Regions from separate parts of the Homo sapiens genome. Here all the other regions are linked to region 3. The links are chromatin contacts, found by Hi-C or POLR2A ChIA-PET in ENCODE. All regions are on one chromosome and are shown on one strand. Each heading gives the region's core, a stretch centred on a gene start or an enhancer-like site at or near the end of the contact. The rest is flanking DNA. Distances are from core to core; before and after follow the strand shown. Region 1 overlaps LOC101928354 (a long non-coding RNA gene). Region 2 overlaps LOC101928331 (a long non-coding RNA gene). Region 3 has its middle 74 kb from the start of LINC01108.

Region 1 (2,700 bases), core at 148-2,647, 430 kb after region 3:
CATGATTCACCTTCCCTGCAGTGTGATTGTTGGTTTACTTAGGAGGCCCTCATTGCTTCCTTCCCATCCAGTGGGAGACATTCAAATAGGATGCAACTCACAGCTCCCTTAGCCAGAATTGCAGTAATGATGATAATGGTAATGATGTTAATAATCCTATCCATGAAAAACAGGTAACTCCTTTTTAAAGAAGGATTTCTTGCTTATCACCTTCGGTCCTGAATCCCTGGATATACCTGGGTGCAGGCTTCTTGGGGCTCAACACATGTCTGGGAGGATGCCAAGATGGCAGAATGATGTCAGTTTCTCACGGGGTGCTGCTCCCTTAGATCTGTACCATGCTGCCTAATATACGTCAGTTGCATTGAAATGAAAAATGAATAGGAAGTAGATCTTGCTGCTAAAACATATGCATCAGAAAATCATTATGAGTATTAAATTACTGCAATAAAATGAACCAGAACTAATCTTGCAAATTAAGATCCAATAAATTTTTTTTCATGGCCACACCTTTTCTTAAAAAAAAAAAAAAAAGAAAGCAAAAGAAGATTTAGCTTAATAGTATTAAAATTGACTGTAAGGATTTTGAGCGTGACATGGAAAGAGTCGATCAAGAAATTTCCATATGACAAATAGATTTGCATTTTTGGAGGGTGGGGTTGGAGGTTGTCAGGAAGATGTTGAGAATACTGCCCCTGTGCCAATTGGTAAAATGATCAGTTTTTAAGCTGACATACCTATGTATTTTACATGTAAAATTTATGTATACATATTCCCCTTCCTCTTTTCTGCTCCCCACAAATCCCCCAACTTCCCACTCCTTAGATAAGGTTCTGCTGACACAAGAAACTAGTAAATTTCTAAATTTCTGACAACCTCGTATTTTTAGAAGAGATGCTGCTGTCGTTCAAATTAAATCTGAAGCTGTAAATAAACCTTTAGAGCTTTGCCTGTTCACTGGAATAACAGGATATCTCCCTCCACCCTCCAGCAGGAGAGAGACTGTAATTAGCTCATTGTCCGTGAATAGGCACAAAAGAGGCGGTGCTCCCCATACTGGCTCCCTTTCAACAGCAGATCTTGGGGCAGATGTTAATTCATTAAGTGAGTAACTTCCACCATCTCCCAGGAACACCAGGGAGCCCGACTCCCCGTTCCAAAAGGGACACTGAGGAACAACATGAAATACTCTGGCCAAGGACTCACAGAAAGGGTACTCGGAGAAGAAAAAAAACCACCACCAGGATTCACCTCCCTGCTGCAGCCTGCTTCCTGGCGCTGGTTTTGGCAGCCCATCCCGGGGCTGCTCTGTGACACCCGGGGAACCAAACTATTTATAGCCACGCAGTCATTATAAACAAAGCTGTTTATAACATCGAACCTTGGCCCTGCATGAGTTAAAACTCTAGACTGGCAGCTATAAATAACTCTGTTATGCGCTCGAGTGTGACTATTGACTGATACTTCCTCAAATTGTGACAAATAATGACAAGTTTGTTTGACAAACATCCCACTGACATTCATCTGATTTTGAATAAGTGGTGCTGCTTTCTTAATTTGGTCCCTGAGGCCCAGGACTTCAGGAACTTTCTTTATTCTTTCTCTCTCTCACCTCCCGCATCAGGAAACTGTCCTGTGTGTAGTTGTTTTTTCCCCTAATCAACTGGAAGGGATTTGGGGCCATCTAAGGGGAAGCTTATTAAATCCACTGTTTCTCTCTTGGGATAATTCTGCTGTAGGGGCTTTGCAAGGGTCTGGGGAGTTTTGTTAATGACAGAAGGAGGGAGGGGTAGAAAAATGTGGGCCAGGCTGTGGTGGTAGGTAACACAAGGTGGAAAGGGGAAAGCAGAATTTAACATCAGACTGACTGGAATGTCAGTGTTTAAGGGGGACCAGAAATGTAGAAATTTGAGAAGTAGTTCACACTGAATCGATGAAAGACAAGATTCTGGATGGAGGGATTTACCCCCCAGGGCTTCTGGTCTGAGAGATCTTGTAGATCCAAGATTGGGGTCCCCAAGGCTCGGGTTCTCTTTCGAGGCCAGCTGATATTAACATACGTCATGAGTGACGTGAGATTCTAGAGCTCTCAGGGACCTATGAAATGGTCTGTTACTCGGTCATTTCACAGGTCAAAAAGCTGAGGCCACAGGGGCTCCCAGGACTCTTTAGAGCAGAGCTAGACTAGAACTCAGCTGTCTGGACTCCTGGCTAGAAGCTTTATCTTTCATCAGGAAATTAATTAACATGTGAAAAGCATGTGGAATTGTCCCTGGCCTGTGTTGACTGTTTTACAGGAGCACACCATTCACACCATCCAGGTTGCACATCTTTTCTGTCTCTATTAACTCTATTTGCACGGTCTCACACAGCGCCCACCGTCTCCAATCCCTCCTATGCAGAGCTTTCGCAGCAATCTTGCGAATATGCAAAACTGCTGCTCACTGGTCAGCCCACTCCCAGACCAAGCTGGGAGCGCAGTAAGAAGACCTGACTCAGGATCCTGCAAAGGCAGAGGTGGCACCTGAGAGCAAGTCTCCTTAAGTTTTGTGCCCTAGGCCCCTCACGTGACTCACCCTAGTCCCACCCACACTTACCCAAATAAACATCTCCCAACTGGTTTGCATGTCTGCAAAAATTACTGCAGACATCTCACCCTTGCTGACAAAGTCCTCAATCCCTGGTCCCTCCCACTTCTCC
Region 2 (2,700 bases), core at 28-2,527, 270 kb after region 3:
ATATGGAGAATAAAGTAGAAGTGCCAATATTCAGATTATCAGACCTAGAAAGAGAGAAGGATTAGAAAATAGGAGGCTCTATGATTCTAAACCAAATTGCTCAAGGAATGTTTTTACCTCACTCCTGAACTGACAACAGGGGTGGGTTTCAGCACCTTCAATATCTATCTTTCCCATTCCTGCCAGTGGTGAGGAATTTGTCAACGAAATCAGGAAATCTGAATTCACCATCCCTGCTGGCTTTCCCTGAAGGAGGCCATTCTGTCCAGGTGAATAGCCAGTTACAGCATTTGGGGGTTTTTGCAGACAGAGTAACAGGGTGTAGAAATCAGAGGCACATAAAGGTTTGGGGAACGGGGCGGCAAACTGGTCTCCAGGATATTGTTAGCTATATGGAAACATGGACAGAACCAATGGGAAAGGGTGTTCTTTTAGATCTTTCAGTCAGAAAACTACAGCCAATGAGCCAGATCCAGTAGCCGCCTGTGTTTGTAAACCATCTTTTATTGGAACACAAGACACGCCCGTTCGTTTATTTATTGTCTGTGGTTGTTTTTGCCCTACGATGGCAGAGTCAAGTAGACAGAGACTGGATGGCCCACAAAGAGTACAAATTATTTACTATCTGGCCCTTTACAGAAAACGTTTGCTGACCTCAGACCTGGATTCATGCTTCTGGGTTAAAATCTGTCAGGGCATCCTGCTTGTCCCCTCATGCCTCCCTCCCTCCCACCGTGTCCACAAGGGACTCTTCCTCTACCCTAGCCCCCAACACTGGGCTCAGTCACTGGAATTCATCACTCATGGGTGGGCTCCCGGTGGGATGGTTAGCTCCTCTGCTTGCACCTGAGTAATTAGAAGGGTCGTTTCATATTCTTCTGTGTTCTCGGAGGTGCTGCCCACTTGTGCATTTGGGCAGGGAGGGCTCTGCTCCCTCAGTGGTGGTTGGAGTGAAGGAAGGATGAACCATAGACCAGAGGGTAGTTCCTTCGGCCGCAGGCAGCACTCACAGCTCACTTAATTTGCACAAAGCATACAGAGAGAACCTGACCTCTTGCTCAAGAAAGAAAGAAAGAAAATACAGCTGGAGCTGGGACTGGGAGGGAGAGAAAGGGCTCTCTTCTGGACAGGCAGCTGCTTGTGTTGCGTTGGAGTCCTCTGTCTGTACCTCCATCTGCCCTGGTGAGATAACATTTCACGATGAGAGCTGAGGAGGTGGCTCCCTCCCGCAGAGGTGCATGACTTGGCTGGAGTGTTTTGCTTCGCTGGCACACGTCTTCTCTTTTCAAGTTAGCTGAGCTCACACATCCCCCTTGCTTGTTTGCAAAGTCCATATGGGAGATGAAGGCGAGACAGTTTGACTAAGGGCAGAAGGAGGGAGTGAAGAGGAGGAAATGTGGGAGCGGGGATGCCTGGCCAGACCGAGCCTTCCTCAAATTAGGTCACTGTTTATATAAAAAGTTAAAATTAAACCGAGGACTATTTTCCAAGGTTTCTGACACTGGACATGGCTCTGTGCAGCATCCCTGGAATGCAGTGCAATAAACATCACAGAGCACATGACGTCACACTGAGGGAGAAGCCAGGGAATGTCACTAGCAATGAATCCCAGGCTCTACACAATTATGCTGGAGACAGACAACATCCTTGTTCTCTCTGACTCTTTCCTCTGAGTTTTCCTGCTGGCTTTTTCTGTTCTTCTAATTCTCACGTTTTTATCCACGAGGCAACCATGTCCCCTGAGAGTTACCACACACAGGGCTCTATGTTTCTGTTTGGCCAATAGCATAAAGCTCTTCAACAAAGCTTTGACCTTCCTTCTCCTTCCGACAAATTGTTACGGCCTTACCTTCTCACAGTGATTCCTCAACATGAAACAGCAAGGTAGGTTTCATTATCACCAATCTGCAGATGGAAAAAGCAGGCTCAGCGAGGTTCAAGGACTTCCTTAAAATCACAGAGCAAGACAGCGGCTGAGAGGCACTCAAAGCAAGGTGGTCTATGAGCTTCCCAGTATACCACACCACCCTTCTGACTGCCCTTGTCCTGGCACACCTCCGTAGGTTTGCCATGTTTAAGTGGCAATTAGAAGGGATGTTCCCTGAGGGAAGGGACTCCGGCATATGCCTTAATGCACCTGTGGTGTCCAGCACAGTGCTTGCTACATCATAGACATTCAAAAGTCCGTGTTCAGTGAAGATCCTTATATATGCCCGTTAGCCATGTGTTTGACTTTTTCTCTTGTAGTCTGGAAGGTCTTTGGAGGCCTGGGTTATGATTTTTCCTTAATATGGGGCCAAGTCAATAACCTCAACCTCTGCCTCCAAGAGATTTAAATGGAAATGAAACATTGAGTATAAGATGAACCCACCCGATCCACCAAGCAGTATTCTTTATATGGCTTCCCTAGTGTCAAAATACATCGCTTCAGGCCTGGCCATTGTTGACTCCATTGTTGACATCCTGTCTCCTTCTGGTAGTCAGATTCCTCTTCCATGTTTGAATTCTGTATCTATGTTTTTAAATAAGCCAGGAAACACTCACCCCGCCAGCTCCAAATTAGTTCTTCTTTTCATGCCTTTTCTGTTTCCTGGCTCCATGCCACAGTCTCCCTCCATTAGAATTAAGAAATAGCGCTCAGAGAGTCATATGTCTTCACCTAGTTAGCACCTTTCCTTCGGGACAGCTTCTCTGAGGGTG
Region 3 (2,700 bases), core at 98-2,597:
CCATCTCAAAAAAAAGGAAGTAAGGGAAGTAAGTAACTCAGCTGGCAGGGTCTGAATCAGAGTGGATCACTTTCTCTGAGCTGCCCTGGCACAGCCCAATTGTACCTATGTCTCAGGCATGGTCCCCAGTGTCAGCAGACACACTGATCCTGGTGGAGGGAAGTGCACATCGTGCAAGGCATTCCCATAAGCCACCGGACAGGTGTTCAACTGCCCTCTGGGTAGCCTGACCCTGAATGAGTTTAAATAGAAACAAATAAAACCTAGGATCAGAAGGTTCTTATATTGTACTTAAAGTGGTTAGCATTTGTAGTAGGTTATCAAAGAATATTGTACAACATCTTTCCCTAGGGAACTTTAAGAATAGGATGGCTAGATCCTGCAGTCTGAGATATTTTTGTCTCTATAATAACACCTTAGCACGGTATCACAGCTTATAGTACGTGCCTCGAGGCCAGGCATGGATTAGATACCCTTCTGAGGCCATCTGCTCCCTGGATTTGTTTCAAAGGAATGAAACACGAGGTGGAAAGGGAGAGAGATAGAGAGCTAGAGAGAGAGGAGAGAAAGAGAGACCGATCCACGGACCCTATTAACAGGGTGAAATCTGCCTAAACTAGGAAGCCAGAGGAGTAAGACCCTGATGGAAACCACGCTTGCCTGTCGGTCCTGATTTTGCCCCAGTCCTTCAATACGCCTCTCACGGTTTGTGCTACGGTCTTCTGTGCGTTCAGGGGTGGGCTGGTTTATGTCAACATAGTGGGTTTACTGTAAAAATCATTATTGGTACTTTTGGATGTGGCTTTTCTATTTAAAATAATTAAAACCAACGAAGCTTTTTCTTTCTGACCCAATTCCTGGCTGTCCTCTGCTTTGGTGTCTTCAGGCCAACCCTGGGCTCTGGGAAGCTCTAAGGATGGAGCCTGTCTCCTCCACCTGCTACACGCAGGGCAAGAGGGCCAATGCGCACCCCGCCACGGCCAGGAGCCTCATTATTCTTTTTGTTTTAATTCCCCTGTGTGGATCCAAATGGCAGTCCCAGGCCCATGGATAAGCAACAAGTGGCTGGAGGAGGGACAAATCGGGCTCTCCGCGTCGCTCCCCGCCTGCTTCCTACCCGCGCCGCCGCCCACTGCCCCGTACAGGGGTCGCAGCCGTGGAGCGTGGGAATGGGACAGTCCCATTTTACAGCTCTCGTTCATCCCGCCTGCGGCAGGCGGCTCCTGACAGGGAAGAGCAAGCTTTCTGGACTTCCCCACCCGCGGTCCCACCGGGCCCGTGGCGCGCCCACGCCTCCTCCCGGGCCCCTTACCTCCCGCGCGCGGCGGGCGCACGCACCACCTGACTCGCGTTCTCATTGGCTGCTGCCTGTTGCTAACCCACGTGACCGGAGCCGCGCGCCCCGCCCCCGCGGGCTCCCGCTCGGCCGGCGCGTTCCTGCGGGCGTTCGCTGGCCGGCGTCGGGCTCCGAGCCGCGGGTCGCTCGCCTCGCCGGCTTCGCCCCGCCGCGCCGCTGCCGCCGATGCCCACAAGGTGGCAGTGCCGCGCTGCGTGTCCCGTCGCCCGGGTCCGCGCGAGCCGCGCCAGGCGGCCGGTGCCAGCGCAGCCTCCCGCAAAAGTTTCCCTGCTCCGGAACGGACCGGGGCATCGCACTCTCCTGGCGGGCTGGTGACAGTCCTCCCGTTCTCGGGTTGCCTCGGGGCGATTTGCACTTCACAGCCCCGCTGGCGTCTCCTGGCGTCCCGAACTTGGGGCCTGTCACTGAGGCAAGTCGATGTTTTCAGGAGTGTTTTGTTTTGTTTTGTTTTAGGATCTGTACGCTAATAATTGATCCTAAAGAGGCAGGCAGACACCCCGACAGCGACACCTCGTCTCTCTTCTGGGCGTCCGGCTGAGCTTGCCTCACTGCAGAAGCAACCGATAGCTTCCCTTTGCGCTGGTGGAAGACACAAGCCAGCAGCCCTTCGGAGGGGCCTCCCCGCACGCGCCTCTTGGGATCCTGACTTGCTTAGGAAGAGGAGGGCACGGGGAGCCTCCTGCTCTGCAGCTGTCCCCAGGATGCCCTTAATTCCCGGGACAGGAGAGATAAGCTCGTCTGACCTCAGTTGACCTCGCCGCAGGCGCCAGGCGTCCTCATTTACTGCGAGGCATTGGGGAGTCTACTTTTCTCTCTGCTCCCTGGGATTTTTTTCCTTACGTCACTTTTTTCCTTGTTGGCTTGTAGCTGGTCTGATGTCCCCTTACTGCTATCTAAACCGCCCCCCTCTACTCCCTGCTCCCACCTAGGCACGCGTTTGCCACTCTCCATTTTTCCTTTAAAGAAAACGTTCTGAGAGCCCTTTGAACCCAGCTGACCCTGGGAAAGGGCAGGTCCGTGGATGTGAAGGCAAGTCCAGCAACTGGGGCTGCACTTACCTACATGTGAAAAGGAAAGAGAAACACACCTTGCCTGCCCATTGTCTACACCACGAAGCCCGGATTCCATTCCCTGGTAGTCAGGCCTTTCACACTGGGCTGCCCTCCAGGTAATATCCAAAGATGCCCCCAGCCTACTCCAGCCCCTAACAGGACACTCAAAGGGACTCTGTGTTCGTGACTGCTGGAATTTCTGCTGAGACCCCAACACAGAACAATATATGGGTCAAACAACTCCCACCCCCATTCTCAAGTGAGGTATAGACCCTCTCTGGGGTGTTGTTA

What was found. A loop is a pair of places that touch in the nucleus more often than their neighbours do. ChIA-PET counts read pairs that join two places held with the same protein, here RNA polymerase II (POLR2A). Pooled maps may share reads with other maps.
Region 1: a loop to region 3 is called in a map of B cell, with 15 times the contacts of the local background. The contact joins two enhancer-like sites. A Hi-C loop is called at or near these places in 11 of 168 maps with a recorded cell type or tissue (B cell, cardiac septum, gastrocnemius medialis and 3 more), 12 of 37 single-sample maps with no recorded cell type and 19 of 50 pooled maps. POLR2A ChIA-PET finds 5 or more read pairs at or near these places in 2 of 52 experiments (CD4-positive, alpha-beta memory T cell and activated CD4-positive, alpha-beta T cell).
Region 2: a map of K562 shows a loop between it and region 3 (6-fold over the local background). The contact joins two enhancer-like sites. A Hi-C loop is called at or near these places in 5 of 168 maps with a recorded cell type or tissue (K562, OCI-LY7, breast epithelium and 2 more) and 8 of 50 pooled maps. POLR2A ChIA-PET finds 5 or more read pairs at or near these places in 2 of 52 experiments (BJ and activated CD8-positive, alpha-beta T cell).

Annotation. Positions count from the first base shown.
Region 1 is chr6:14,637,959-14,640,658 of GRCh38, forward strand. All of the region lies in intron 2 of LOC101928354 (a long non-coding RNA gene), which reads right to left. Among named protein-coding and RNA genes, the nearest start is that of LINC01108, 350 kb to the left of the region's middle. RefSeq lists an enhancer at 1,748-2,700 and a silencer at 2,240-2,534. Within about 2 kb of position 1,398, at least 12 of the 41 ENCODE cell types and tissues checked have a DNase peak (open chromatin) inside an H3K27ac peak, as active enhancers do; they include B cell, gastrocnemius medialis, heart left ventricle and 1 more, where a contact is called at or near this core.
Region 2 is chr6:14,475,859-14,478,558 of GRCh38, forward strand. The region is part of intron 1 of LOC101928331 (a long non-coding RNA gene); the gene reads left to right. Among named protein-coding and RNA genes, the nearest start is that of LINC01108, 190 kb to the left of the region's middle. Within about 2 kb of position 1,278, at least 11 of the 41 ENCODE cell types and tissues checked have a DNase peak (open chromatin) inside an H3K27ac peak, as active enhancers do; they include breast epithelium, where a contact is called at or near this core.
Region 3 is chr6:14,209,769-14,212,468 of GRCh38, forward strand. No RefSeq gene overlaps it. Among named protein-coding and RNA genes, the nearest start is that of LINC01108, 74 kb to the right of the region's middle. RefSeq lists silencers at 67-116, 1,207-1,646 and an enhancer at 1,897-1,956. Within about 2 kb of position 1,348, at least 30 of the 41 ENCODE cell types and tissues checked have a DNase peak (open chromatin) inside an H3K27ac peak, as active enhancers do; they include B cell, breast epithelium, gastrocnemius medialis and 2 more, where a contact is called at or near this core.